Linked DNA regions of Mus musculus: all the other regions are linked to region 2. The links are chromatin loops, found by intact Hi-C in ENCODE. Cell type or tissue: heart. All regions are shown on one strand. Each heading gives the region's core, and the rest is flanking DNA. Links, peaks and the distances in the headings are about the cores only.

Region 1 (9,865 bases), core at 1,853-6,852, 190 kb before region 2:
GACGTCAATGGCGCACAGCATGGGTTTTACTTGAGACCTGATTATAGTTGACACCGGGCATGTAGTTGTTAATAAGATTGTTTTTCCACTTAACTGCTCTGTCAGCTCCATGACTTTACTTTGACAGAGGGTGTGTGGTGGTTTGTCTATGCTTTGCCCAGGGAGTGGCACTAGTAGGAGGTGTGGTCTTGATGGAGTAGGTGCGATCTTGTTGGAGGAAGTGTGTCATTGTGGGGAGTGAGCAATGAGACCCATCTCCTAACCACGTGGGAGACAGTCTTCTAGCAGCCTTCAGATGATGATGTAGAATTCTCAACTCCTCCAACACCATGCTTGCCTAGATAGATGCTGCCCTGCCCCACCTTGATAATGGACTGAACCTCTGAACCTAACCTGCAAGCCAGACCCAATTGAATGTTGTCCCTTTTAAGAGTTGCCTTGGTCATGGTGTCTCTTCACATCAATGAAACCCTAACAGGGTAATGCCTTAAAAACAAAAAGTAGTAAATTCTTCAAATTATCAATAGAAAATAAGCTGTGTTATTTTTCTAACATGGTAACAACCATGCCTTTGTATCAGGGATATGCCTACCGTCCTATCATATCCATTAAATACAGACAACACAAGCACAGAAAAATTTAGTGACTGAAACAAAATATGCGCATGCTCTTTGATCCTTAGTTTTCTTTTCTTCCTTCCCCCAGTACTTGAGAGTAAACCCTGAAACACCCTAGGTAAGTGCTCTAACACTGAGCTAAAGCACCAGCCCTTGACTTAGTGCTTCTGTTAATAATTAACCCAACAAACAAGCCTGTACCCAAAAACACAATGAAGACTATCTGCTGGATTATTTATCATGCCAAGATAAGATGCAATCTGAGTGGCACACACTACTACTTATCCCTAATACTGCCCTTTAATAGCAACTCCTAAGTTCCTGGTGGCGGTGGTGGTGGTGGTTGTGGTGAGTTTTTGACACAGGTTTTTTTTCTGTAACAGCCCTGGATGTCCTGGAACTTGCTTTGTAGACCAGGCTGGCCTCAAACTCACAGAGACCGACCTGCCTCTGCCTCCTGGTGATGAGTGCTGGGACTAAAGGCATGGGCCACAATGCCTGAGCCGACTCCTGCATTTTAATCAAGGAAGCAGCTCAAGTTCCAACCCATCTTTGAATACAGGAGCCTCCAAGCAATAGTGTCCTGGAGAACAGCACACAGTGCCAATGGCTGGCATAAAAGGAGTAGCAGACACTCTCTACTTCCACTTGCTGTTGCCCTGCAAACAACTGAAGGACACTGTAGCAGCCACCCTGTGTTCAGGATGCTGAAGAACTGCGGGACCCTCTACCAGCTACCTCTGAGCTCTCCATGAGAGAACTAAATCTGTGTTTTGTTTAAGTTACTATATTGAGTTCTTTTATTCCCAGAAGCTAAGTGTCCACAAATAGAACAATAATAAATTATGGCAAATCTACATCCAAACCTAGACATTAAAAAGGTAAATTTATTTCTAACTACTGACTTTCAAGATACACTGGCATATCAATAGAATCTAATCACCACCTCCACCCTACAGGGATGTCCTAGTGTGTGGATACACTGAAAACCTGTATGATGCTTCGAGGGTTATTAAAATACATATTATACTGTCTTATGAACCAAATTTCTACCTTTGGTGAAATATCTTCCAAGTCCATATAATTAAGAGCTTAGGAAGCGTAACTTATAATGGATATATATAATAAATATATAATAAATCAACATGGCTATGGCTACAGTAGAAACTGACAAAGGCAGAAAGTAGAGGAATAATCTTACTAATCTGTTGACACTGGGTATTAATTACAGTCAGACCTCAAGTAAAGCCACCACTTTGCCTTCTCCTACTGAGTCTCCGTCACATTCCTCGGAGTAGATTGTTCATGAGGCCAAAGATCACTGTACTAAGTAAGACAGTAAAAGAAAACATCTAAATCTCACCAAAAGCTACAGTTCTAACACCCTGCAGAACACAAAAACACACGGGAACTGGGGAAACCTCCCCACCTAGCTTCACTAACTCTGAATCTTAGAGTTGAGGTACAGTGGTTCCCCACCCTCCTCAGGAGCATCTTGGCCATGATGAAGTCTCATGTGCAGTCAGGACTGAGAATCACCACACCACAGATGAGACCCTGCACCTGTCCCCTCATTACTCTTCTTGTCCCCTTACTTCACCTACATTTAGTACTTGTATGAAAAGCTACGGGAGCTGCAGAGATGGCTCAGTGGTTATCACAGGCTAAGAATGCTTATGGCAACAAGAAATAAAATAAAATAAAATGAAGGCTGGAGAGATGGCTCAGTGGTTAAGAGCATTGACTGCTCTTCCAAAGATCCTGAGTTCAATTCCCAGCAACCACATGGTGGCTCAAAACACTCTGTAATGGGATCAGATACCCTCTTCTGGTGTGTCTGAAGAAGTATACTTCTACAGTGTACTCATATACATTAAATAAATAATTTAAAAAAAAAAAAAAGAATGCTCATGGCTCTTGCCGAGGCTGGAGTCCCAGCACCCATCTAGTAACTCAGAATTCTCTGTGACTTAGTTTTAAGAAATCTGACAGCCTCTTCTGACCTCCACTGGCACCAGACACACAGACACACAGACAGACAGACAGGCAGACAGACAGACAGACAGAGATGCAGGCAAACACCCTTATACAAAAAAGAAAACAAATGAAACTAAATCTTCAAAAATTAAAAGGAAAAGAAGATTAAAACTAGAAAAAGAAAACCTCCCAAAGAGGGTCTCGAGGTCAGATCTGTGGTTTTAGACTGTTCAATGAGAATTAACATGTGTGCATGACTGGCTCACGATTATAACATGAGAAGTCGTATTCTCTGATCCACTGTTCCTTCCTCATGTCTTATAAACATTTATTTGGGAGACACAGTTTTCCTCGATGCAGATTTTTCTAAGAACTCTAAGGAACTTCTCAAAAGGCAGCCTATGGCTTAAAGCCACCGTGAAAGGCCACGCAGATGGCAAGCACTGTACGCTAACCCTGGGTAAGGGGCCACATGCACGACACATTCCTTTATTAGGACTGCAGTCCAAATAAAAAAGGCTGCTCTATTGTAGCTCCTTCTTGCTTGACACACTGTTCACCCTACATATCTGATTGCTTCTTCAAACACCCAGGCAGGCAAAAGGTTAAGCCAGAGAAAAATGGCTTAAGACCTAGGTAAACACGCATACAAAATTATCTGATTTTATTTCATTTTTTCCAGGTAATTCTACTATGCTGTTGAACTGAGACATAATTACAGAAGTTTACAGATACATAGTACTAATTATTTTGCCCAAGACTGTGGTAATCTCTTTAAAAGCAGGACTGGAAAGATGGCTCAGTGGCTAAGAGTACTAGCTGCTCTTCTAGAGGACTCAGCTTCAATTGTCAGCACCACATGGCAACTCGCAATTGGCTGCAACTGAAGTTCTCAGGGATTTGACACCTTCTTCTGGCCTATGCAAGCAACATGGTACACAGACATACATGAACACAAAACGTCATATAATGAAATTAAGAAAACAATTTAAGTATTATGCAATTAAACTCTCATAACAACACAGCCAAAAATTTAAGGATATAAAGCTAAGCTAATGTAAGGAAAATGATGTTACAAATCTGTAGGAAAATGGATAGAACTGAAAAATATGACATTAAGTTAGGCAACCCAGATAGATGAGAACTGGATATGCTTGCTCATGTGTGAATCCTGGCTTCTACTTAATTAATTATGTGTATCTAGGTGGGAGTAAGTATGTATAGAAGTCAAAACATTTTCTTATGGGGCCATGAAACTGGCAAAAGGAGTGGGAAGAACATATGATATGAAAGGAAACTCGAAATGCTGGAGATAGCGGATTCAGTGGGACAGGGGAACGGTAGGAATGGGAAAGGGGGAAGAGACCAACCATCCACAACTTAGTATGAGGACAGTGGCAGGAGGAACCTGCTACTTTGTATGCTACTTTTTAAAAGGTTGAAAGAGAAAAGAGAGGAAAAACAAACAAACAAACAAACAAAAACAAACAAACAAACCCAGGCCAAGGAGTTATATAATCTAAGCCTACAGAGTTGATGAGTTGTGGAAAGTACATTTAAAGCAGCAAAGTAGACCCCACCCATCCTGCTGCTCTCTGCACTAGGCTCCACCCATCCTGCTGCTCTCTGCACTAGACCCCACCCATCCTGCTGCTCTCTGCACTAGGCCCCACCCATCCTGCTGCTCTCTGCACTTGACCCCACCCATCCTGCTGCTCTCTGAAGAGTCTACCAAACAGCTCACTGTGCAAGGTCGTGTAAGAACTAGAGTCTTTCCACTGAAACCAATCCAAGAGAAAAAACCTCTAAAGACAGTGGATTTTCACAATACCTCCTTCATGATAGATAACTTTCTTTTTTCAAGACTTGAAGTTTCTGGTTTCTGCTTCTTCCATTTTCTCTTCAAAGCTTTTTCTTGAAGTTCCCAGTGCACCAATGCTCTATTCTTTGACTTGTGCATCTCATGACGGCGCACCTATACAGAACGAAAACTGTAAAGAAATGCTTTCAGTAACAAAGACATTGCCTGCTGCTATGCAAGACCACTTACACTAGTTCACCACTTCCTATTCCTTTATGGTTCAGTATGTGTGTACATTCATAGCTAACACTTTCATAGTCTAAGTTTTCAAAATGATCTAAGAGAAAAAGTATTGAGAACTTGGAGGTCTATCTTAAAGACATACAAAAATATTAACTTCTCCTTCATTGGTACAGAAACCAAAACACCTACTGTTCTTTAACTCACAAGTTAAAACTCATGCAATGAGTGCTAAAATATCAATTAGTGGTCAGCACTGACACTTCACACATGATGGAAAGGGTATAAAATCCACCTAAGTCAGCTTTGTCAAAGCACACCCCTTTCACAGTAACTGCATTACTTCTAAGTCAATGCTGTTTGTACAGCTCTGAAGTGGCTTCATGTGGAACTGAGGTCACAGATGATGTAGACATCCAAGGAAGGAGAGTTCCTGAGGCAGAAGAGACAGGAGCCAGAGCTCCTAAAAGAATTGGAAGGGAAGAGTCCACGGGGGTGACTGAGGAATAAAAGTAGACATTTGTCTTTACAAATACGCTAGTGCTCAGAACTGAAAATATGAACAAAACTCGGGTCATCTAATAAAGTTATAATCATGCAGACATGCACACTACCAAAGGACTAACAATCAAGAATTGTGAGCATGCATATCAGAATCACAATGAGGCAGTACTTTATACCCAGCAGGAGAATTAAAATTAAAAGGTGACAATAATGGGGCGTGTGGCCTGGAAGCTCCACACACACTGGTGGAATTTAAGACAGGTAAGCACTTTGGAAAACAGTTTGGCAGTGATTTATAAGAGCCAATATGGATGCATGACCTAGCCATTCCAGATACACACACAGCTGCCTGCATATGCTCACAGAGACTTGTACATGAATATCCGCTATGGTGTTACTTTATAACAGAAAAGCAGCAGAAATAAACCAGATGTACAACTGACAAACAGATAAATCTAGAACTGCCATTCAATGGAATACTGTCTTACAATAGTAAGGAACGAAGCAGAGATACATACTATAACATGGATGAATCTACAAAATATGCTAGACAAAGAGGCTATAAATAACAGACCACATCCTGTAGTCCATCTGAAAGAGCAATCAAGGCTAGGCAAATCCACGGAGACAGAAAGATTAGCCACATTGTCGTGGGCAGGCTAACCAGGGCTACACAGCCCAAACCTGTCGTGAAAGTAACAGCAATGACAACAATGGAAAAATGCTGAGGAAGTGCAGACAGAGACCACAGGAGATTCTAGATAAGTGACAGGACTACAGACCAAAACTCCTGAGTAGAATTCTAACGGTGGCTGCTAAGCCTTAGTAAAATCAAAAATTCCGCAGGATATCCTTTCAGGTTTTATACAGGCGTGAACAAGATTAACTGTAACTAAACAAGTCCCAAGGAGCGACGATGGTTTCTGTTCTGCAGATTAGAAACCAGATACCAAATAAAATACAGAAAGCAGGATTGAACTTTCAGTGGTCAACTTACTAGATCTTCAGGAGTTGCCCGGTGAACTGTTAGATCATTCACAGTATTCTTTAAAAAGAAGGACAGAGTGAGCTTTTTTAAAGTTTCCTTATAAATTTCTAACAGTTATTCAGTTTCAGTAGCTGAAAATCGATTCAGAATCCTAAGGGCCACAGTCCTTTTTTCCTCAGAAACCAGTACTGTCAATATAACGTTAAAACAGGTTACTTTTGAGTATCTTCTAGAAAATAGGCTATTTTTTAGGTGTTACACTGGAAATAAGGCTCTATTATTTTAAAACAAGGAATAAAAACAGGGTGCATGTTGTGAGTAAACTTAACTGAAGCGACAGTTTCCAGAGACTAGGATTCCATGAGGCAACTGTAAAGCATTTTAACAATGAAACTGTGCTCACTATGGCAAGCTGCAGAGGAACATCTTTGGGGATAGAGTTTCAGTCTCACAGCAGCTCTAACTCTTGCAAAGAACTAGAAGTTATTACCCTTAATCCTGTACACTTAAAGGAGAACGGGGCAAATGTCCTGCTCTTCCCTCCAAGACCAAAACCATGCCAAGAAACCCACCCGACCCTACTTGAGCCTGAGCGCCACTCCAGCCACACTGGACAGGAGTACTGAGGCCACCCTCCAGAACACGCTGCTGTGGGCCCAGACTCACATCCCATTCTTGCCTCACTGCAGCTTTCTTCTTTACTTTCAGAGTTTTTCTTCCACCTCCCCGGGGACCAAAGCGGTTCACTCTGATCAATGACATCTGAAAACATTAATTTTTAAATAAAGGTTAAAGTAATAATTATGCATCATGGGCACATCTATAGGACAAACGAAACCACTCTCAGAATATCAGGAGAATTTGGTCATGATGACAGGAATAGGCTCTCTGAATGCTTGGCTTTCTCATTTTACAGTTAATATTAAAGCAAAGCCAATAACCACAACAAAAAGGTTTTAAATAACAAAACCTTTTGCTTAATAAAGAACTTGATAAATATAGAAAGTATGACCTAAAATAGAAATGAAAATGGTTGTATCTTTGTCAGCAGATAAAGTTCACAATTAACAGAGGAAACGCCAGAGCTGTGCAGTGCGTGAGAAGTGCAGCTCTAAGCATGCTAACGTAGCACATCCCTGCCAGGCACACATGTGCTCACCTCAGAAGCATACATGTTTTAGAGAACGTTAGCGTCTCTTCCAGTTCTACTAAATCTTCATGCAGCACTAAATGGAGGTGATTTTGTACATTACCAGCAATAGCCTGGCAATCAAAATCGCCATGCGGGGGCTAAACATCATAAAAAGTTAGGGAAAGACCCCCAGTCCACCGTGCTTGAAAGCTAAGGTTTTTACAGTCCACACATTTGACTGTAAAAACCAAAGTATGCATGACTTCTACTTCTGGGTCTCTTTGCCTTCTGTGGCAACCCAATACCACGAAAATATCCCTTACATTCAAAGAGACTGGAACTCTTACTGGGCCTCACAGCCAAAGTTCTTAGTAACATAACTCTGAAATCTCTTAGAAGCTGTCTGTCTTACATGTACTCATCCTGTTTGTTTAATCCGCCTTTAAGAGAACTATGTAACAATAAACCCTACTTTCCTTGGATTTTCCAAGTAATCAACTTGTGCAACCAAAACTAATGGCATAGGCATGATCTTAAATTAGGTACCTTTTCATGACCCTGACCCAGGACAGTGCATGTACACCCTTTGGTGAAAGCAACAAATTCAGAGGTTGTAGCAACCTTCTCAAATAAATTCCCACTTAGGAAGACTGGTTGATAAGCAACGGTGTTGGTAGTAGTTTGTTATGTGGGTCAGTTAGGATCATTTAGAGGCAGTGACTTAATCCCTTGTAGAGTCTTTTAAAGATTTCCGTAAAGTATCCCATTCTTTAAAAGAATTACATTTTATTCCGTGTGATGCTTTCTATGCTGTTCAGGAAACAAAGAGCAAACCTTTGTTAGAGACAGACAAACAGAAACACACAAGACACACACACACAAATACAAATACAGATAATTGCACACCCATACATACAGACACTTGGACAGATTTACAAGCCAGGCTTTGGGCAAGCACAAATTCAGACTTATAAACAGACAGAGGACGAAGACACAGGCAGTATGGAGTGGAGGATTCAAATCTGTACTCCCTCTTGCTTAAATGACCCCAAAAGGAAGTGCTTGCGCTTCTTTCCTTCATGTATTCACACGTTATTGGTAACTCAAAGTCCATCACTAAGACATATTATCCACCCACCAAAATAACTTCAGAACTGTGAGGCTAACCCTCATACTCCTTACTAGCCGACTGTCCTGCTGTCATCACTGTCCCTCGCCCATACCTGTCTCTCTCCCCAGTGGAGACCACAGACCCTTGCACATGCTAGGCAAGTGTGGTACTCTTAAGCTACCCCTTCCCCTTCCATTAAGTACTTTTAATAAAATAATTTACTGTGACAACGATGCCTACACTCCAGTGTTTCCCTAACACAGTCTTTCCAGCTCTCTATACTGTCTTTCTCTTGCTACTTCTTACTCTCTAAACGTGTTGTCTAATTTCAGAGCTTACAATCCAGCAAAGGAGGTAAGTCACGATGACTACTTATTTTGTTTTTTCCTGTGGTGCTAGGCTTAAATTGATGCCCAGGTGTAAACTATGCCAGGCAAGTTTCCTCACACTGACCCCTATGGCAGACCAACAATTCAGACTTGGTTTACCTATTTTTATTTCAAACTTTGTTAACTTATATGAGTTTTGTAATGTTTTCATACATGTACATACATACTTTGATTCTATCCACCAACTGTCCTCTCTCCTCCCCCTCCAACTGGTCCCCTCCCTCTTCACAAACAATCAAGTGTTTCCCTCCTACTTTCACATCTGTTTCTGAACTCCAGAGAAAACAAGTAATACTTCTCTCTGAGTCTGGTTTATTTCCACTTAGTTCTATTTTCCTGCACATAGGATTTCATTCTTTTTGTGGCTGGATAAATATTCTCTATATACATCACATTTTCTTTACCTACTTATCTGTTGATGGATATCTAGGCTGAATTCACAGCCTGGCTTGACTTCTACTGAGAACAGTATCATAATAAACACGGATGCACAGGTATGCCTGTGGTGGCCTCAGACTCCTTTGGGTACATAGCCAGGAGTGGTACAACCACAATCATAAGGTGGTCCTTTCAGTGTTTTTAGTTTGAAGAACCTCTATATTGGTTGTACTAATTACATTCCCAACAGCGACATACAGGGGCTCCTCTTCAGCTCCCAATATCCTCACAGTATTTGTCATTTTTCTTGATGAAAATAGTCATTCTGGTGAGGGAGACTCTCAATGGGGCTTTGTTTGCATTTCACTGATGTCTGAAGATACTGAGTATTAAAAAATAAAAATAAAAAAAAAACTATTTCTGTGTATACAGAGGCCAGAAGAGGATGTCAGAACCCCTAAAGTCAGAGTTATGGGTGATCATGAACCACCCAATATGGGTGCCATGAACCAAACTCAGCCAGTCCTTCAGAAGAATAGTACTGAGCCATCCATCCAGCTCCGGAACATTTTTCTCTTGTATTTATTGGTCATTTGTACTTGTTTTGAAAACTGTTTGGTTCATTTGCCCACTAATTAGTCGATGTCTTTTGTGTGTGTGTGTGTGTGTGTGTGTGTGTGTGTTTAGTTTTTTCAAAGTTCTATATTCTGGTTATCAATGCCCTGTCA
Region 2 (9,865 bases), core at 2,898-7,897:
AGCGGACACAGTTCCTATGGTTGGAGTGTTCTAGCTCTGTAATACTTCAATAGTATCTAGAAATACAATGAAGATCATGCCCTTGAACATAGAGGCCCTGAAGGCTAGCAGTCAGATAAACACATACCTGTGGCTATGTGATAAGTACTAACATGTAAGTCTAGGGACTACAAAAAAAGAAAATAATCAACCTGCTGAAAAAAAAAAACAGGTAAATATATGAAAATACTTTGAAAGCAAGGCATGGTGGACAGCTAGAAGTCCAGCATTTGGAAGAAGACACAAGCGGATCTCAAGAACTTGAGACTAGCCTGGTCTACATATGGAGTTCCAAGATATACTGTCTTACACAACAACAGTAACACTTCACAAAGGAACTCAATACTAGTTATGGGATGAGGACACTCCTAAGCCATAGTAGGAATCAAACCCAAACCCATGGTTGGAATGAGCTCAAGAAAATTCTAAACCACAGGAACAAAACACTCTTTGCCACTGAATTGTAAAAGAAAAACAAAAACAAACAAACAAACAAAAAACCCTATGTGTTGAATTAACCCACACTATCAGTACAAAGGGAGTTTTTGGGTTTTTTTTTTTAGGTTTTTGGAGACAGGGTTTCTCTGTGTAGCCTGGCTGTCCTGGAACTCACTTTGTAGACCAGGCTGGCCTCAAACTCAGAAATCCGCCTGCCTCAGCCTTCCGAGTGCTGGGATTAAAGACGTGCGCCACCATGGCCGGCTCAAAGAGAGTTTTTTAAACAACATGTAGTTTGAAAGTTCAATGAGAGCTTATCACAAAAACACGCTGAGGTATAGGAGCCACTTTTCCTAGATTAGCTACCACCCCTCATAAGACACTTCTCTTTAAAGCAAATGGAGACCATCACAAAAGCAAAACAACAAACAAACAAACAAACCAAAAAAACCCCACCACAACAGGACACAATGCAGAGATCAACCGATTATGGGGAGCCCAGCCCCAGCAGGTGCATCTCCACCACAGTTCCTGCATCTGTGGTCTGGAAACATCATGGAAGAGGGGTAGGAAGGATCATAAGAACCAGAATATCAGCAGATGGCAGTGAAATGGTCTCTCTTAGAAATGGCTGCAAAACCCAGATCAGAACAATGGTGATCTCAATGGACATGCTAATGTGGAAGGAAGAAAATCTCATCATGTTCCCATCCCTATACAAAAAAAATTACAGCAACTAATGATCATTGGGAGAATTAGCCTCATCTAGGATAACCCCTCCCCCAACCCCAAACTGATTGTCCAATTCAAAGTTGTCAAACTTGACCTGTCTCCGGTGAGGCTTTGCCAGTGCCTGGCAAATACAGAAGTGGATGCTCACAGTCAGCTATTGGATGGAACACAGGGCCCCCAATGGAGGAGCTAGAGAAAGTACCCAAAGAGCTGAAGGGATCTGCAACCCTATAGGTGAAACAACAATATGAACTAACCAGTACCCCCAGAACTCGTGTCTCTAGCTACATATGTAGCAGAAGGTGCCCTAGTTGGCCATCATTGGGAAGAGAGGCCCCTTGGTCTAGCAAACTTTATATGCCTCAGTACAGGGGAACGCCAGGGCCAGGAAGTGGTAGTAAGTGGGTAGGGGAGCAGGGCAGGGGAGGGGGTATAGGAGACATTTGGGATAGCATTTGAAATGTAAATGAAGACAATATCTAATAAAAAAAATCAAACTTGAAACTATATAAGAACCACCAACAAAAATAGACTCATCTGGGTGGTGGTGGCACACACCTTTAATCCCAGCACTTGGAAGGCAGAGGCAGATGGATCTTTGAGATCAAGGCTAGCCTGGTCTACCCATGGAATTCCAGGGCAGCCAAAGATACACAGAGAAACTCTGTCTCGAAAAACAAAACAAAACAAAACAAAACAAAATTTGTTGTTGGCTTGGTAAGATGGCTCACCAAGTACTTGCTGCCAAGCCTGCCAAGTTGAGTCCAATCCCACACAGCAGAAAACTGTCTCTCAAGTTGTCCTCTGACCCCGCATCTATATACTGCAAATGCAGACCCACCCCCCCTCTCAATAATGTAATTTTTAAAATCTAAAACTATTCTTGGTGTGAGGTATGAGGGCACACATCTGTAATTCCAGCACTTGGGAGATAAAAGCCTGAGGATCGCTACAAATTCAAAGTCAGCCTAGGAGCAACGAGAGATCCTTTATCACACACACACACACACACACACACACTCACGGTATATGTGCACTTACATACCAAAGATTTCATATTTAAGGGATCTGTCACTACAATTACTTGATATAGAGGAGAAACACCCAAGTTAGCAACAGCAGGGATCTAAATTGCATTATCTGAGTGGGGTCCAAAGGTTCACATGGAAGGTTGTGGGGCAAAAGTTGAATACACAACTTAAGGCTTGCCAAGGAAAACCCTGGAATACAAGCAGAACAGCCTGGACATTGTACCAAGCTTAAGGTAATTTTCAGCCCTGGCTGCTGAGCAGAATAGCCTGGAGAGTTTTAAGAGGTATACCACAGCCTGCCTCCCTCCAGATCAAAGGTAAAGTCTGGGAAGGTGACTGTAACAAACAATCCAGTTAAGAAACCATTGGGCTTGACCACAGGAAGGAACAGCGTGAGATAACATTAAGACCTGGCTTTACTGCCAGGGGTTCCAAGCTTGCTATCTGTGGAAGCTTCTCTTCTAGCTGGAGTTAAACAGTGCGTGCATGTGCATGTGCAAGTGTGTGTGCGCGCGCACATGTGTGTGTTTCATACAAAACTAGCTCACTGTAAAATCTTTTTTAAAAAAACTTCTGTGATGTTCTATAGACGACTAGGGTAGAAAATAACTATTCTAGGTGGCCCTTACCACACTGAATGGAAATGCTTTTGTATCAAAAGAGTTCTACATTTCATCAATGCACAGACTACTACAATCACCAAACTACTAAAGCTAATCTATACAAAAGTCATAATGTTTAGACTACTGCCCAACCTTTTGACATTGTGACACAAACTTGTCTTTACAAGGTTCACTCTCTGGAACCATACAATGAAATTAAGAAAGGAAAAAAAGAAACCCTCAAGGGATTGGATATGTTTTCAATTTTGGGTTGGACCACTTTTATGTTCATTCTGGGTCACAAGTGGCTGTTGGCCTTTGGCATGCTTCTTGATACAGCTTTCATTCACAACTCTTGGCTTCTCAATGAATCTTCCTCAGTTTGCAACAAATACGTTGTGTATTTCCCAAGCAAATGGAAACATAGTATCCATACAGCAAGTCAAGTGTTCTGAGGGAAAGGAAAAGGTCACCGAGGAAACTGTCGGCCCTGCAAAGAGCAGATCTGACTGGCCATGGGGAAAAGCTACTGCAGGGTCCACTTACTCATCAAAGTTTCCTTTAAGACTCTGCCACTGTTACCCATAAAGTCGGCCAGACCTATCATGTTTGTTAATTCACTCAACTTAGTGGTAAAATGTTATCTGAACATTAGTTGGTTTTGGCAGTTAGTTTTTTGTGGTCTCTTATCTACAGATGAGGTCAATAAAAGCAAAAAAGACCCCACAGAGAGAAGAGAACTCTATCCCCAAAATGCCCAACCTCAGCCAAGCGTCCAGAAACCTCATGCTTGTTCAGGAAATTTGAAATCGGACAAGAATGCCATTCGCATGGACCAGTGCTATTCAGAAGCAAAAAGATGGGCTTCTAAAAAGAAAACGTCAGCCTAACTCTCCGACACAGAGGTGAAAGTTACAAAAGCAAGCAGCGAGTTTGACGAGTGGATCAGAAGGAAAGTCAGAAGACAAGTAAAGAGATGGAAGGGATGGCAAAAGGTGAAGGAGGCTAGCAAAGGCCACCCGGTGGGGACCTGGCTGCCCAGCTCTTTATGCACCCAGGACAGCATGGGGCCTCTGTCCGCCGGCGCGCACCGGGAGCAGGGCGAGCTCCCTCAGGCCTGGCACCCAGGGTGCGAGCATGCCGGAGTGAAGAGAGCGATCGCCCCGGGATAGGTGGGGAGTTCTGGGGACCCCAGGAACGAGGGGCACTCAGCCTAGCCCTCACCTCCCGCGGCTAGGAGGGGGTGGGTGGAGCTGAGCCCGGGGCCGCCCCCCGGAGCCGCCCCCGCAGCCGCGGTCCCGGCTGTCAGCGCCCCCTCCCGCGGCCACTCACCCGCCGGTGACGCGCTCCGGGCCACGGCGGCGGCGACCCCCGCCTGGGTCATGGTCCCAGGAGCGGAAGGCAGCGGTGTCTGGCCGTCTAGGCGAGCCTCTGGGTCCGCGGCCGCCCCCTGCTTCTGCGGGGCTGGGGGAGCGCGGGCCCGGGCCCTCCTCTCCCCCCGCCCCCGCCGCCTCTCCTCGCGGCCACCGCCGCCGCAGCGAGCCCGAGCCCTCGAGGCCGGAGACCCGGCGGCAGCACGGCCTCAACTTTCCCAGCCCCCCTCCCCCCGCCCCTCCCGCCCCTCCCGCGGCCGCCGCTCGGCACGCGCACAGCCTAGCCTGGATGCGCCTCGCTCCCGCCCCGACCAACCGGCCGGCCAATCCGGTGCTGGGGAGGCTGCCACCGTGGCCAGTCAGAAGCCGGGATTCCGCTGCGCTAGGCTGGAGGGCGGGAGGAGAAGGAGGGAAAAGCTAGGAGGGAACAGGCCTCGGGCGGCCCAATGACCAAGGCCGGGGGGCGGAGGTGTGCAAGTTGGGTTGAAAGAACAGGAAATATTCTTAAAGGTAGAGTGACAGGCAGAAAGGAAAGCCAGTAGGTGGATGAGAAAGAGGTGGGCCTGGTTCCTTAAAGGGGACGCTTTGAGAAGCTAGGAAAAAAAAAAAAAAAAAGAGGTTTTTAAGAAACTTCCTCGCACCCTGTTCTGTATTATGCTTATGGCAGCTTTCAATGCAAGCGTAGAAATGAAAAAAACTGAAGAGGAGGAGAGTGGCAAAAGATAGACAAGTACCTTTAGCCTGGAGGGTTAGAAGGTGGTAAATGAAGGTGGAAAATCCAGTCCTATGTGACTTCCCTCAGTGCACTATCTTTGGATATTGGAGACTGCAGGAATTCGTATACGGTGGACTCTTGACGTCCTTTATTTGCACGAAGCCCGTTTTCAGAAAGGTTCTGCAGTCCCCTGCTAAGGAAGTGAGTGCGTGGCTTTGGGGGATGGGATTGGAACCTTAAATTTAGGCTACTAGACACCCTTATTTAGGACCGGAGACCTCAGCGTCCTCTAAAGTGCCTTTGGAGCTCTTGAACTATCCAGCTATCTTTTTCTAGTTTTGTTTCATTTCACAAGCCCGCCTCCCCGAGACAGGTGTCTGATTCTCCACCTAGTGGTGGTGAAAGATTTATGAGCTTTTCACAACCAGATATAGCCAATTGGACTGGAACGCAGGGCATAATAGAAATACTACTTGAACCTATGTACAGTAGAAACAGACCTTGCATTGAGAAAAAGGTTAACAGTAACCCCGTTTTATGTTTCCTCCGCACTTTGAAAATCTGTGATAAAATAGGCCCTTACTGTTACTTCAAATTTGGTGCTAATAGGCAGTTTGATTTCTTTTTCACTTCCTTGTCCCATCTGGGCCAGGCCAGTGAGTTTTTTTGTTGTTGTTGCTGTTTTTCGAGACAGGGTTCTCTGTGTAGCCCTGGCTGTCCTGGAACTCACTTTGTAGACCAGGCTGGCCTTGAACTCAGAAATCCGCCTGCCTCTGCTTCCCAAGTGCTGGGATTAAAGGCTTGCACCACCACCCACCGCCCAGCTTGCTAGTGAGTTTTAATTAACTTTTGAATACGTTTGTCATTCCCTAGTCCCTAGCAGCAGAGACCTTAGGATCAGATCTGTAATAGTAATACTAATAATACATCCATGAATCTATAATGTTAATATATGTCCAGCTACACGAAATCATTTCGATGTCAGTATAAATATAAGGTTTTATGGGTAACACATATCAAATCCGGGCTACACGTAACTTCCTGAACTATAATAAATTAATTCTAATTTAAAATAAAAAAAAAATTTGGCCAGGCAGTGGTGGCACATGCCTGTAATCCCAGCACTTGGAGGCAGAGGCAGGCAGATTTCTGAGTTCTAGGCCAGCCTGGTCTACAGAGTGAGTTCCAGGACAGCCAGGACCGCACAGAGAAACCCTGTCTCAAAAAAAACAAAAAACAAAAAAACAAAACAAAAAAAACCCCTATATATATATATATTGGAATTTTGTTGTTTGAGACAGAATCTCAGTGTGTAGACTAGGCTGGCTTTGAACTCATAGAGATCCAGCTGCCTCTGCATCCTGAGTATGAGTGATGGAATTCATAGTGTGCACACCAAATCCAGATGCAAAACAAAGTTTTGACAATTTAGAAAACAGAATTTAAAGGGTTTTGAATCATTATTAATATTTTTGACATGATTTCAAAATAGAAAAAAAGCCAGGTGGTAGGCCTTTAATCCCAGCACTCAGGAGACAAAGGCAAGCAGATCTCTGTGAGTTCCACTCTAGCCTGGTCTACTACATGAGTTCCAGGACAGCTAGGGGTACACAAAGGAACCGTGTCTTGAAAACAAATAATTATTCAAACAATCAAACAAACAAAACAAAAACTCAAGTATTTCTTGAGAAAGCTCAGAATATTAACTTTTACTCTTTTCTTTTTTTTCTGAGATAGAGTTTCTCTGTGTAGCCCTGGCTGTCCTGGAACTCACTCTGTAGACCAGGCTGGCCTCAAACTCAGAAATTCGCCTGCCTCTGCCTCCCAAGTGCTGGGATTAAAGGCATGCGTCACCACTGCCCAGCTAAATTTTAGTTTTAATCCTCATTTCCTGATTGAAGTCCAGATCTCAAGCTAGTGAGACAGCATGGTGGCTCAGAGTAAAGGTGCTATCTGCCAACAAGCCTGGTGACCTGGCTTTAAACTCCAGAGCCTACATGGTAGAAGCAGAGAGGGAACTCCAAGAAGACCGCTCGCCTCCATATGTGCGCTGTGCATGAGCACAAACACACACACACACATAGAAATAAATGAAACATGAGAAAACAAAGTTCAAATCTCAACTAAGGAGCCGGGCAGTGGTGGTGCATGCCTGTAATCCCAGCATTTGGGAGGCAGAGGCAGGCAGATTTCTGAGTGCGAGGCCAGCCTGGTCTACAGAGTGAGTTCCAGGACAGCCAGGGCTACACAGAGAAACCCTGTCTCAAAAAAACAACAAGACAACTCAACTCTGAGTCTTTTCCCAGCTTTATTCAACATCACTTAGTAGATTGAGATGATACCTACGTATAGCTGCTGTGTGCTTCTTAGTGTCTGTATTGGTAATAACCTACAGTATCTGCCTGAAACTAGTCATTCTACAGGTCAGACCCCTCAGAGTCTGATTTTCACCCACTTACTTGAGGCTCCTGGAGGGCACAGAAAGATTTGCATGTTTATTTGCACCCTCAGATCCATTTCCTGAAAGGAACCTTCTGACATGGGTTGAAGACTGAATGTCAGCAGCAGCTCCGAGTAGAAGCAGCTCCAGGCTCAGCTCCACCTACTCCCTCCTTGCTCAGAAGGGCAATCATTTAAACAAATGCGTCTCTTTCCAGTGCCAGCCGTCTTCCACGGCCCACATTCTCTGCTACCAGGATCACTGAGTCTTGACCTGTGATCATGTGTAATCAGAGTTCAACTGCTACACTGAGTTGCACAGATAGGTTTCTACTTCAGACCTTTGCCTGCAACCACACACACTCAACAAACTTGCTTCTGTAACCTTCATAGTTAGGCCTTCCATCTTATTTTAGAAGCCTGTCTTTGGCTTTATGAATAGGATTGGTTCAAGTGTTTATTTCCATGATTCCAGAAAAAATATCTCACTTTTCCCAGAGCTTGTAATTTTTATTTTGGGTTCTTAACAGCCAATTAGAGGTCCAGATAAGCCCACGTCATCACCAACAATGAACTGTTCCGTCTCACTACATACTTAGGTCACTAAGACATTAAACTAGTGACCTTCCTACTTCAACCTCCCTAGTGTGCTGGGATTGCAGATGTTACTAATGTACACTTTTTCTAACAACTAAGTGTTGAGCATATTTCCATATATACTTTTTAAAGCATGGCTCACTGATGTGTAAAAGTTCTTTATATGTTGTACTAGGGTTCTGAGCCATTGTGTGATTTCGGTTTTGCCTTTTCTAAGAGTGACTCATATTTACTAACCTGTTTTGTCCATATAACCACCCTGCAATAAGCTGTTGTCAACACAAGTCAGGGTCCAAGAAAGCAATCACCAGCAAAGGTCACAATGGGGATGGCATTTCCCCGTGTCGTCTTAGTCCATCTTTTCACAGATTTATTATGAAACTCTCAGTCTAATTATGCCATTGCTCTATCTGTTCTCCAGAAATAAAGGGGTGAGATCTGAATTTTAGCCAGTTAAGTCCTTGATGCAACTGAAACATATATCTTTTCATTTAGAAATCCACTCTTCCAATGTCAGTATAAAGCTTTATTGTTCTAGAAGCCCTTCGAGCTATCTTTGAACTTGTTCTTGAAATACCCGTTTCACCAGGTTATAAGTCTTAGGCCAAGATTTTCTGAAAAGACCTATAATATATGCATGTTAACTTCTATTTGAAAGCAAACCCACTACACCAACCCCCTCTTTTCTCAGTCTCAAGGGTACTGAAGTTTGTTACCTCATGGGTTGAATGCCATTTTTTTTTATATCATAAAACAGAAAGTCCATAGAGTTTTGTGTTTCTTAAGGATGTCTTTAAAAGCACTGCTGAATCCTGCATGGTGGTGGTACATGGCTTTAATCTAAATACTCAGCAAGCAGGCAGATGGAAAATACTAACACTTAAGTCTATCTTACAGATTGCAACTGGAACATGCCTGTGGTACTATATCTAAAAGCAAGCTTTACTAGTACAAGGTCACACAGACTTTTGACTTCTAGATATTTTTACTGTTATGCTTTCCTTTAGGTCCAAGTGACATTTTAACAATTGTTTTGTTTTAGAGACAGGGTCTATGTAGTCCTGGCTGTCTTAGAGTCCTGCCACACCCACTCCACCACCTGGCTTTCATTCCTTCCTTAATGACTTCTCACTGTTGTCTAGGTTGGTGGTGCTCAGTTATGAGTATCTAGGACTACCGAGGACCGAGTCATTATGCTTTTAAGGTTTTTGTCTTGTTTTTGTATATGGTGAAGATACTTGGGTATTGGCAAATTTTCCATACATTGCTGATATACTTTCTTGTGTTTTGACAAAGTACTCATGCAAATGTAGGTATAATTCTATCCTAATTCTGTAGCACTAGCTGGGTTGTCGACATTGACATCTCCAAAACCACCAGCAGCGTCTTCTGTTCAATCCCATCATCTGCAGATGAAACTGCTCCACTTCTTCCTTTCCACGCTCCACCTTTCCCTTCCTTTCCACGCTCCACCTTTCCCTTCCTTTCCACGCTCCACGCTCCACCTTTCCCTTCCTTTCCATGCTCCACCTTTCCCTTTCTTTCCACGCTCCACCTTTCCCTTTCTTTCCACGCTCCACCTTTCCCTTCCTTTCCACGCTCCACCTTTCCCTTCCTTTCCACGCTCCACCTTTCCCTTCCTTTCCACGCTCCACGCTCCACCTTTCCCTTCCTTTCCATGCTCCACCTTTCCCTTCCTTTCCACGCTCCACCTTTCCCTTTCGTCACTGGACTATGGCAGTATAAAATAGTATACAAGTACTAGAAGCAGCTTTCTTCACCTTCTTCCCAATCCTACAGATTAAAAAAAAAGACATGATCTCAGGGCTAGAAATGGCAGCTCAGCAGTTAACAGCACTGGCTGCTCTTCCAGAGCACTTGGGTTCAATTCACAGAACC
Region 3 (9,865 bases), core at 3,062-8,061, 66 kb before region 2:
GTTATTTCCTGCAGTTCTTCATTGCAAGTCAATGCACTCACCATCTCGTGGTTTTGGTTTTTTGTTTTGTTTTGTTTTGTTTTACTGTAACCTTGTGTGATATCATAACTTTCATTTTCCTCTACTTTTCAATGTTTGGACACACAGAGTGACCAAACTCTTTTCCTTAAGTTGCACAGTGCCCTTGGATGGAGTTGGTTATTGGATTTAAATGCTCAGAATTCCCCCAGGAACCACTTAGGGCACTCACTAATTCATCCGTGGACTTCCTCCTTTTCATAATAGACTCTCTTCCTTCCCTTCCTCCAGTCGTCTCACTATGGATTTTGTGAAGATTAAGTTCCCAGAGAAGCCACCTAATGAGCATGTTCCAAATCTAGGGTCCCTGTAGTTTGCTGTGCCCCTTCCCAGTATCCATGAGTAGACATGCTTCTAGAAGATGACCACCGTCAGCATTTAGTCCTCCCCCTCCCCCTAATTAAATGTCTGTGGTGCCTGAACACAGGCTGGGGTGATAACTGGGTTGTCACTGCAAGATGGCTTCAAGCCCTCTGAGGCCAACCATGCAATCACACAAAAGCAGAGCATGGCTTCCCTCTAGTGGCCAGTGTGGAAAGTTCAGCCAATCTCTCTGACCCTTGGACTTTTCCCATAGGGGGACAAAAGATAACAAAATGGAGCTAGTGGTTCTGTGTAGGGTGGGAATTGAAGTGCTCTCTCCCTCTCCCTCTCCCTCTCCCTCTCCCTCTCCCTCTCCCTCTCCCTCTCCCTCTCCCTCTCCCTCTCCCTCTCCCTCTCCCTCTCCCTCTCCCTCTCCCTCTCCCTCTTCCTCCCTTCCCCTTCCCTCCCTACCTCCTACTTCCCCTTCTCCCTTACTTCCTTTTTATTTTAATTTTTTCTTTACATAAATTACATCCCAACTGCAGTTTCCCCTTCCCCCACTCCTCCCAGTCCATCCTTCCTCCCTCCTCCTCCCCTAGATCCACTCCTCCTCTATCCCCACCCCCACCCCCCAAAAAAGAGCATGCTTCCCAGGGATGTTACCTGGACAAGGAATAATAAGTTACATAAAAATAGGCACAAACCTTCATATCAAGGCTGAACTATGTGACACAGTAGGAGGAAAGGCGTCCCAAGCACACAAAAGAGTCAGAGACACCCAAACCCTTGTTAGTGGCCCTACAAGAACCATATATGGGCCGGGCGCAGTGGTGGCGCACGCCTTTAATCCCAGCGCTCGAGAGGCAGAGGCAGGCGGATTTCTGAGTTCGAGGCCAGCCTGGTCTACAAAGTGAGTTCCAGGACACAGCCAGAGCTATAAAGAGAAACCCTGTCTCGGAAAACAAAAAACAACAAAAGAAGAACCATATATGGAAGACCTAGCTCATACCCGTACAGGGTCTGTCTGTGATTGTTGATAACCTCTGGGAGCTCCTATGATCCCTGCTTAGTTGATCCTGTGGGTTGTATTCTAAAATTCTTCCTCCCTCTCTTCTTGTACAGCGATTGCTATACTTCATTTCCCTTAGTCACCATCCAGGACACTTACCCAAGTATTTTACCATCCTCTGGCCTGAGCTCCCAACCTTCACAGATACAATTGTGAAATAGACTGTGTTCTATCTCATGTGCCTTCTTCCTGTTTAAGATCCTTTCACGGATGTTCTCTTCCCATCTCCAACCCTCTCACTCCAGGTGCTGTTGACCCTGGATGATGACCTGGATGTGGTCCGGAGAGACCAGATCCCTGTCTTCTGAGCACCCAGCATCACAGGGGGAAGACGGAGCAACCCACCTTGGTGCTGTTTTGTGGAAAACACGGTGAGTGTAGCAGCTTGCCCACTGCCAGACGCTCCACCTGCCTGGAGGGAGTCAAGGGTGTCTGAATTCACACAGGAAGAGCTTGGGACTGAACTAAACCTCAAGAATGGTAGAAGGGATGCCCTGTTGCGCACAGAGACATAGTCTGGAGGCTCAAGAACCTCTGTTTGCAACGTAGAGTTCAGTCTAGACACAAGCTGCATCAGGCCAGCTTCTCCACCTGGCCCCTCCCATCCTCATAGATATTGACCAGAGAAACCAGCTACTCAGACCTCCCACCTAGAACCTTCAGTGTGGCCACTTCCACACCTCTGAGACACCTGCTGCTATAGAAGGCCAAAGCACCATCGAATTCTTCCCCGGCCTCTTAGGGGACCGAACTCCTCAGAATACGGTGCAGAAGTGGGACCAAGTCCCCACCCAACTGGAGACAGACATTCTAGTAAGTCAAGCTAAGTCACCTCTTCAGAAGGAATGCGGAATTCCTGGCAGGGCTGGGAATGCTCTGGGATGGGATGTAGACATGCACACTTCTGAACGTTTGTGGATCCAAGGCCTGGGTGATTACCTGCTTCTTCAGGTCTTCATCTCACTGTTGGATGCTGACTCTGCACTCTGATGCGGCCTTCTTAGAAGGTCCCTCTTTCTCCCTAGACTTCTAACAGCTCCAAGATGGACACAGATGGAGAAAATGCTTTCCACAGCAGTGGAAGTGATGGACAGCGCTTAGTGGCTGAGCATTAGACAGGCAGCATTCACCTCAGTGACTCTGGATCCTGGAGCAAAAAAGCAACCGTGCTTGGTGGTCCCCAGACACACAGCTCAATCTATGCCCATTATAGCCTTTTCCCGGGATTACCCTGCTGTCCTCCACACCTGAACCTGTCACTTACGCAGATCAGGGTTCCCGACTATCTGCCCAAAGTTCCCAGCAGTAACTCAGGATGGGCACGTGCTCCTCCCTCCCCCCACAACTGGATGAGTCACAGAGGTCATGACTAATCACCTCTTACAGGATCCCATTCTCTGTTCCCAGGAGGATGTAAAAGAAAAAACAAAAAACAAAAAAGCGCAATGTTCGAGCTTTCTTCTCTCATGCCACCTGGCAAACTCGAGGAGAAGCCCCATTTTGATCAGGCTTCCTGGTTGTGTGGAGTATGATGTCATCAGAAAATAGACATATAAGTGTGTGCACACATGCCTACTTGCTTGTGAAATCGAAGTTACTCCTCACCTGTGCTCTCTTGAGCATTTAGTAAGGAAGTGGATGGGGCAGGCCTCTTTTTGAAAAACTATCATTCTTTCTTTCAAATATCTGTGTTCAAATATGTGTTTTGGACGTTTGAACAGCAAGCTTCTCCTGGTTTTAAAAATTCAAAGATAATTTCCATGAATAATTTTGTGCCGTCTTTCTTCCTAGAATGCTCTCTCGTTCGCAATTTGTTTTCTATTATTCTTCGTTATTTCAAAAACTTGTTGGCCTCCATGGGTCATATGAAGGCTATCAATTAGATGGTTGTCCTAGTCAAACATCTTTAAAAAAAAAAAGTTCCAAACAAGTGAGGTTTTGTGGCTCATGCCCTTAATCCCAGCACAGGCAGAGGCAGGTGGGTCTATAAGTTCAAGGCTAATCTGGTCTATAAAGTGAGACCCTGTCTCAAAGCAAAACAGAAAACGTTCAAATCTGGTTGCTTATGGCTGCCTTGAGCTGATTCTTTCAAAGCAGTCCTCCTGGTTTGGCATCCTAAATGGACCCACTAAGGAAAATATGAACAGTAACGTCCATCCACACAGTCCCGTGGCCTGAGCAGATAAATATAAAGGCACACGTATCTGTCTTGGAAATTTGTTTGTGGGCAGAGAGGCAATGGAAACAGGAAAACAGAAAGGGCCCCATGAGGAGGGAAGAAGGGAGGGTGACTGTGCCTCTGTGTCCCAGTGCTCTGTGGTGTCCTGGGCTGTAATATTCACATGTCCTGCTCATTTCTGTTCTTTGTAGCAGGCTAAAGAACCCCAGACCAAACCTGCCTTTAAAAATAGACCTTCTAAGTCACATGTTGCTGGTTCTTTCTACTGCACAGGTCTTATGGTTGGACATCAGTGTGCTTCATCTGGGACATTAGAGTGAGTGCTGGGTTAGAGGAGGGCCATGGGAGCCTCAGGATCTAACACACACACACACACACACACACACACACACACACACACACACACCCTCCTCCCTCCATGCCTGTGCTAACTCTCCATCAAGTTTCTGCCCTTTGCCTCTTAAAAGCAGAGGCGAAGCTAACTGTGAAGTGTGGACAGTCTTGGCTGAGGACTCGCAGAGGTAAAGAGAGCTGCTCAGTTGGAGTGGAACAGAGATGCAACAGCCAGAGGAGCGAGGCTGTGCCTGTAAAATACGAGACCTTCCCACCTCTGACAAACACTGGGGCGGCAGCTGCACCTGTTCGCGCTGGATGCCTGGGAGATTCGCCTGGTTTTATTTTAGCCTGGTTCAAGAGGAGCCGGTGGAAAACTGGAGTCTATCTGGGGAAGGGACTTTCCATGACTAAAGGCAATCCCTGAGCCAGCAACTGGGGATGAAAACAGTTGCAGCTGCTTTCCTGCTAACTCCGGGCAGCCTGCAGAACGTTCTGTGTGTTTGCAGAATGCATGTGTCAGCACATCAAGTGATACTCAAATGTTTCTCCTTCTGAGTGACAGGCACCCTGTCTGAAACTGTGGGAGGAAAGGCAGCAGCTAAGAGACTTTTGTATGTGTGTGTGTGTGTGTGTGTGTGTGTGTGTGTGTGTGTGTGTGTGTGAAAGCAACAGTCAAGCCTAAGAGAGACCACAGAGTCAGGCCTTTAGTCTGTGAATGTCAGCCTACTGGCTGGGTGACCCCAGTTAAGCTGTGGGAACTCCGATTCTCTGTGTAGCTGCACAGCACTGTGCACGGCTCACAGAATGGTAAGGACCCAGGAACATGTGTTATCGGCACAAAGATGGTCCTCAGGACTCACTTTCTAACACCCACAGGGATGTGGACAATAACAGAGCCTTCAAGTGTCCCCAGGTCTCTTCTCTCAGATCCTCCCTGGCAGTCTCCATGTCTCCTGCTCTCATCTGCTGGAGACCCCAGGGTTGGGAGGTCTCTGGACCTTCAGAGGCGAGGCTGAGATCATCATCTCTCCAATCCCTAGGCTCCTCCTTGCCGTCCACCACTGCATTTTTCTCTTGATCCCAACTGAAAATCTTTAATGCTTCCAAAGTTGGGACTTAGTGCAGAGTCTGGCTAAAAACAGCATCAGCCATCTCCACCCTGTATCTCCAAGAAGAGAAAGCTTCAGTTTTCTCTTTTACAGTTCCTGACACCACTGGAATCTGGTGACTGCTATGTGTAGTGTACCCCACACTCTTACCCATCAGCTCAGGGCTCCCACCAGCGGGCAAGCTGGAGGCTCTGCCTGGAGGGAGGGAGCCTCAACCTCTCAGGTACCCAAAAAGGCCCTAGAACAAAAGACAAGTGTCAAGTCAGCCACAGTGACTCATCTCCTGGCAAAAGGAAGAAAGAACACAGCATGCAGATGGTTTGCTCAGCCTGAAGCTGGCCAAGCCTGGCTCACTGTGATTCCACATGGAAGAGAAGGAGACCATGTTGCTTCCTTTGCTTTCTTTCGCTGCTCAGAGGAGACAAGATACGAACATCTCCTCCCTATTAAGTCACCATAGTCAACAAAGCTGAGTGTCCTCTGTCGTTAACACATACGAATTCAGGCAAACTTAGCAAGCATCCCAGAGCTTTTAGAGTAGAACACTATAGTAACGGTTTTAATTTGGATGGGCGTCTACTACTATAGAAATCTTTAATAGTGTTTTACAAGATTAAGTCACTCACACCAACTGAACCAGATAAGTAACAAACAAATGCTACCAAGCAATATCTGAACGTTACCTTCAACTTTTATGTTGGATATTTGTTTTATAAGGTTTCTTTCAAACTATTTGCAACTTCTAACTTTTATTACTCGAACATGCACATACACACGTGTTACTCTGGGTCAGGGGCATGGGAGAGTACATCACATAAGATTATAGCTATACATTAGCTTAGGATGTAGAGGCTGACCGATTATATGGAAAATCCAAGGAAGTAAGGATTGTTGTCACATTGGTCTCAGAAAGGCAGGCAGGCTAAGTACAAAACAAGATAGACGTATTTAGCTTTAAGTGACTCTCTAGTGTATTATTAACTCTGGTTATAAGTTCCAACAAAAGTTCATCTCTTAGAATATAAGAGATGCTTTTATAATAATGCATCTCCACACCCAGCACTCATGCAGGGCAGTTTATATCTATCTGTAATTTCAGATCCAGGGAGATCAGATACCCTCTTCACACCTCTGTGGGTAACTGTCTCAGGCACCTCATGGTATACCCCACCACCATACACATGTATACACACTCAAAAAAGAAATTCCTCACTTCTAGCCTATAGCCTTTGGCTTCTGTGAAGTCTCTGTGACCCAGGGCTCATCAGCTTCACTGGATATAAACAATGGTTAACCACATTGGCCTTTAAGCAACACTACACTTTAGTCAAGAGCTAAATAAAGGGTGTGTGGCCCATCTCTAAGTACATCACAAAAGGAAAAGAGAAATCAGGTATTCAGTTCTATATATCTTACTCTGGGCCCCCTTATGCTAAATCTTGATATTCTTTATAAATAAAACTTTCAGTCCTTTACACAAAAGGTTATCTAAAATGATTCAAAGTATCTTATTTTAGGATAGTGAAATGCCATCAAAGAGTCCGATGTGCACTTTGTGGATTTTATTACACTGCGTATGCAAACTCTCACCTGGTACCAGGCAGGCCTCTTCCATGAAGAGGGTGGATTTTGTCTTCTTTACTCTGCTTCTAGAACACAGGACAACTTTCGGAGTAATCTTCTTTTTAGGGGGCACATTGCCCTTTACTTTCTTCCTACAACTCCTCTATTCACTTCACTCAATAACTGGAAAATATTTGGACTGTGCAGTGGGAAGAACCAGGGCAAAAGACATACAGACTTTTATATCCTGTGCTCTATAATCCAAAGGAGAAGACAGATCAGAAACAAATGATTACCATGTGTTTATTATAAGCAAACAAAGAGTAAAAGAATAGAGTGGCTTCATAGAATTCTTAGCATTTGTCTCAGTCACTGTTCTGTTGCTGTGAAGAGACATCATGACCAATTCTTATAATAGAAAGCATTTAACTGGAGGCTTGTTTACAGTGTCAGAGGTTTAGTCTGTTATTATCATGGCTGGGAGCATGGTAGCATACAGGTGGGTGCTGGAGCAGTAGCTAAAAGCTACATCTGGCTCCACAGGCAGAGAATCAGGGGAGAGGAAACAGACCCTGGGCCTGGAAAACCCACCCCTAATGACATACTTCCTCCAACAAGACCACACCTTCTAATCCTTCTAATACTTTCAAATGGTGCCAATACATGGCAGCCATTCTTAGCTACATGTTGAGATCCTGTGGTGGTAGGATGGGGTGGATGGGAAGAAGATGAAGGGAGATTTTAAAGAATGAGAAATCTTAAAGACATAAAGTTTGCACTAAAAATGGCTCCAGATATGCCTGAGAAATTCCAGTTGACCTTCAAGTGTTAAAATAACATAAAAGATCATGAATGGAATGCTACAGAGAAGGAAAATAACAAACACTCAACTGGAAGATGAATGGAAAACCTGGTTGAAAGTTGTCTCAAACAGTCATGGTTTCCTTTCCTTTCCTTTTTTTCCCCTCCATGAATGACTTCCATGATGTAGCCCAGGCTAGTCTTCAACTCATAGTCCTCCTGGCTTTTCCCCAGTTCTGAAACTACATCCATAAAATCTCAGCCAGTAGCACTTTTTTTTGCTGACTGCCTAATGGGGAGGAACACAGGTAAGATTTCAGCCTAAGATATTCCAAGAAGGCACGTGTATTAGACAGGGTTCTCAAAGGGAGCAAACTGAATAGAATACAAGCACACATATGAGAAGTGTGTGTGTGTGTGTGTGTGTGTGTGTGTGTGTGTGAGAGAGAGAGAGAGAGAGAGAGAGAGAGAGAGAGAGAGAGAAATCTATGAGGGTGGCTTATAGGCTATAATCCAAGTGGTACAACAATGGCTCTCTCAAGACAGAAAGACCAAGAATCTGGTAGTTGTTCAGTCCTTGAGACTGGAAGTCTCCACAGCCCAAATCTGGAGCTGGAATCCTGGAATAGCCCTAGAGAGTCTTCAGTCTACATTGGAATCCCAAAGAAATGGATTCTAACACCAGAGAAGGAAAGTCCCAGGAACAGGACAGATGAACTTGCCAGTGAGAGTGAAGTGAGCAAGCAAAAAGCAAAGTCTCCCTTCTTCCATGCCCTTTTCTGTGGGCTGCCACCAGAAGTGTGGGTCTTCTGACAGCACAAGCATGGTCAACTGTTTGAGTTCATAGTTTTCTCCAGATGCGGTCAAGTTGACAACCAAGATTAGCCCTTGAGAGTACACAAGTGAAGACTGGACACGGAGGGAAACTCAATTGCTTTCAGGGTAACAAAATGAAGAGGTAACATACAAGGGAAGAAAATGGCATAACTTCCTGGACAGCAGTGCACAGTAGTGTTGTGACCAGTAATGGAGAGTTTGCAGACTGCCATTTAGTGAGAACACTATATAAATGTTAGGAAAGAGTGGCTGGACCAAAGGAAGAAGAGCAGACTGTTGGTGCTGAGGTTTTAACATGTTAGGTAGATCTTTGAAAATTGTTTGCTGTTGTGCCTGCATGTCTATCTATGTGTCTGTGTGAGAGTGTCGGATCCCCTGTAACTGTACTTACAGACAGCTGTGAGCTGCTATGTGGATGCTGGGAATTGAACCTGGGTGCTAGCGATTAAACCAGGTCCTTTGGAAGAGCAGCCAGTGCTCTTAACTGCTGAGCCATCTCTCCAGGTCCAATTTGTTAGGTAGACAAAAGTGAAAAGAAAGGCAAGCCCTCGGGATCCTCTGAGCTGAGCATAGAGACCTGCAACTACCCCAGGTGGTATTTTAAAATACCATATGTAGGGCTGGAGATGTAGCTCAGGTGTTAGAGTGCTTGTTTAGTATGCATGGAGCCCTGGGTTTGAGCCCCGGTACTGCATAAAATGGGCAGGGTGGGTACATACTATGATCCCATTTGAGAGGTTGAAGGATGGGAAAGAAAGTTCAAAGTTGAAGAGTTATAGATTTTAGCTCAGCCGTAGAGCATTTGCATAACAATCACTGGGGTTCAGGCCACAGCACTGGGAAAAGGGGTTCAAGGTTATACTTGTATACTGGCTGGTTTGTGTGTCAACTTGACACAAGCTAGAGTCAACAGAGGAAAAGGCACCTCCGTTGAGGAAATGCCTCCATGAGATGCAGCTGTATGGCATTTTCTCAATTAGTGATCAATGGAAGAGGGCCCAGCCCATTGTGAGTGGTGCTATCCCTGGGCAGACAGACAGTCCTGGGTTCTCTAAGAAAGCTATGCAAAGCAAGCCTGTAAGCAGCGCCCCTTCATGACCTCTGCATCAGCTCCTGCTTCCAGATTACAGGTTCCTGCTTGAGTTCCTGTCCTGACTTTCTCCAGCGATGGACTTTACGATCTGGAGCTGTGAGCTGAAGAAAGCGTTTCCACCCTGGTTCCCAACAATAGAAACTCTAAGACACCCTAGTGACACAGCAAGTTCTAGGCCAACCAAGGCTCCAAAAGAACTTCTTACAGAAGAATAAAAAATGATATATCATATGCAGACTAACAGACAAGCAGATGTCCATTGGCTTCTCCCAGCTTGGAATATCATGCCCACAAGAAAGCATCTGTCTTTTCAAATAAACAGGGAGATGTTAACACATAAGAGATGCTGTGGATTAGACATCAATCATTTCATAAGAAAAACGAAATGCCCACATTCAGTGCCAGCAGCGAGCAAAGCTTTTAGAAAGGGGGATATTTGGGTTGGGAGCATCTTAATTCATCATCAAATAAACAAAAGCCACGCCTCCTTGCCTTGG

Evidence for each region. A loop is a pair of places that touch in the nucleus more often than their neighbours do. Peaks named below come from ENCODE experiments on the same cell type or tissue, not always from the same donor. Only the 100,000 strongest peaks of a DNase experiment are listed, where the experiment ranks them.
Region 1: it touches region 2 in a loop (3-fold over the local background); 4 of 42 quality-filtered maps call a loop at or near these places.
Region 3: it touches region 2 in a loop (2.2-fold over the local background); 4 of 42 quality-filtered maps call a loop at or near these places.

What each region holds. Positions count from the first base shown.
Region 1 is chr16:44,352,464-44,362,328 of GRCm38, reverse strand. It overlaps Spice1 (spindle and centriole associated protein 1), which reads right to left. Exons shown (of 18, transcript NM_144550.4): 2 at 6,794-6,889; 3 at 6,137-6,184; 4 at 4,426-4,569. The coding sequence starts at 6,889. Among named protein-coding and RNA genes, the nearest start is that of Spice1, 10 kb to the right of the region's middle. In heart, for the core only: no CTCF peak of the experiment used is centred there; DNase peaks (open chromatin) are centred at 4,238 and 5,818.
Region 2 is chr16:44,167,820-44,177,684 of GRCm38, reverse strand. It overlaps Usf3 (upstream transcription factor family member 3), which reads right to left and starts at 4,288. Exons shown (of 8, transcript NM_001029889.2): 1 at 4,175-4,288. In heart, for the core only: a CTCF peak has its summit at 5,312; DNase peaks (open chromatin) are centred at 4,044 and 4,614; H3K4me3 peaks cover 2,778 bases; H3K27ac peaks cover 2,612 bases.
Region 3 is chr16:44,233,530-44,243,394 of GRCm38, reverse strand. Sidt1 (SID1 transmembrane family, member 1) reads left to right here. Exons shown (of 25, transcript NM_198034.3): 25 at 1,696-3,215. The coding sequence ends at 1,758. Among named protein-coding and RNA genes, the nearest start is that of Usf3, 65 kb to the right of the region's middle. In heart, for the core only: no CTCF peak of the experiment used is centred there; no DNase peak of the experiment used is centred there; H3K4me3 peaks cover 457 bases.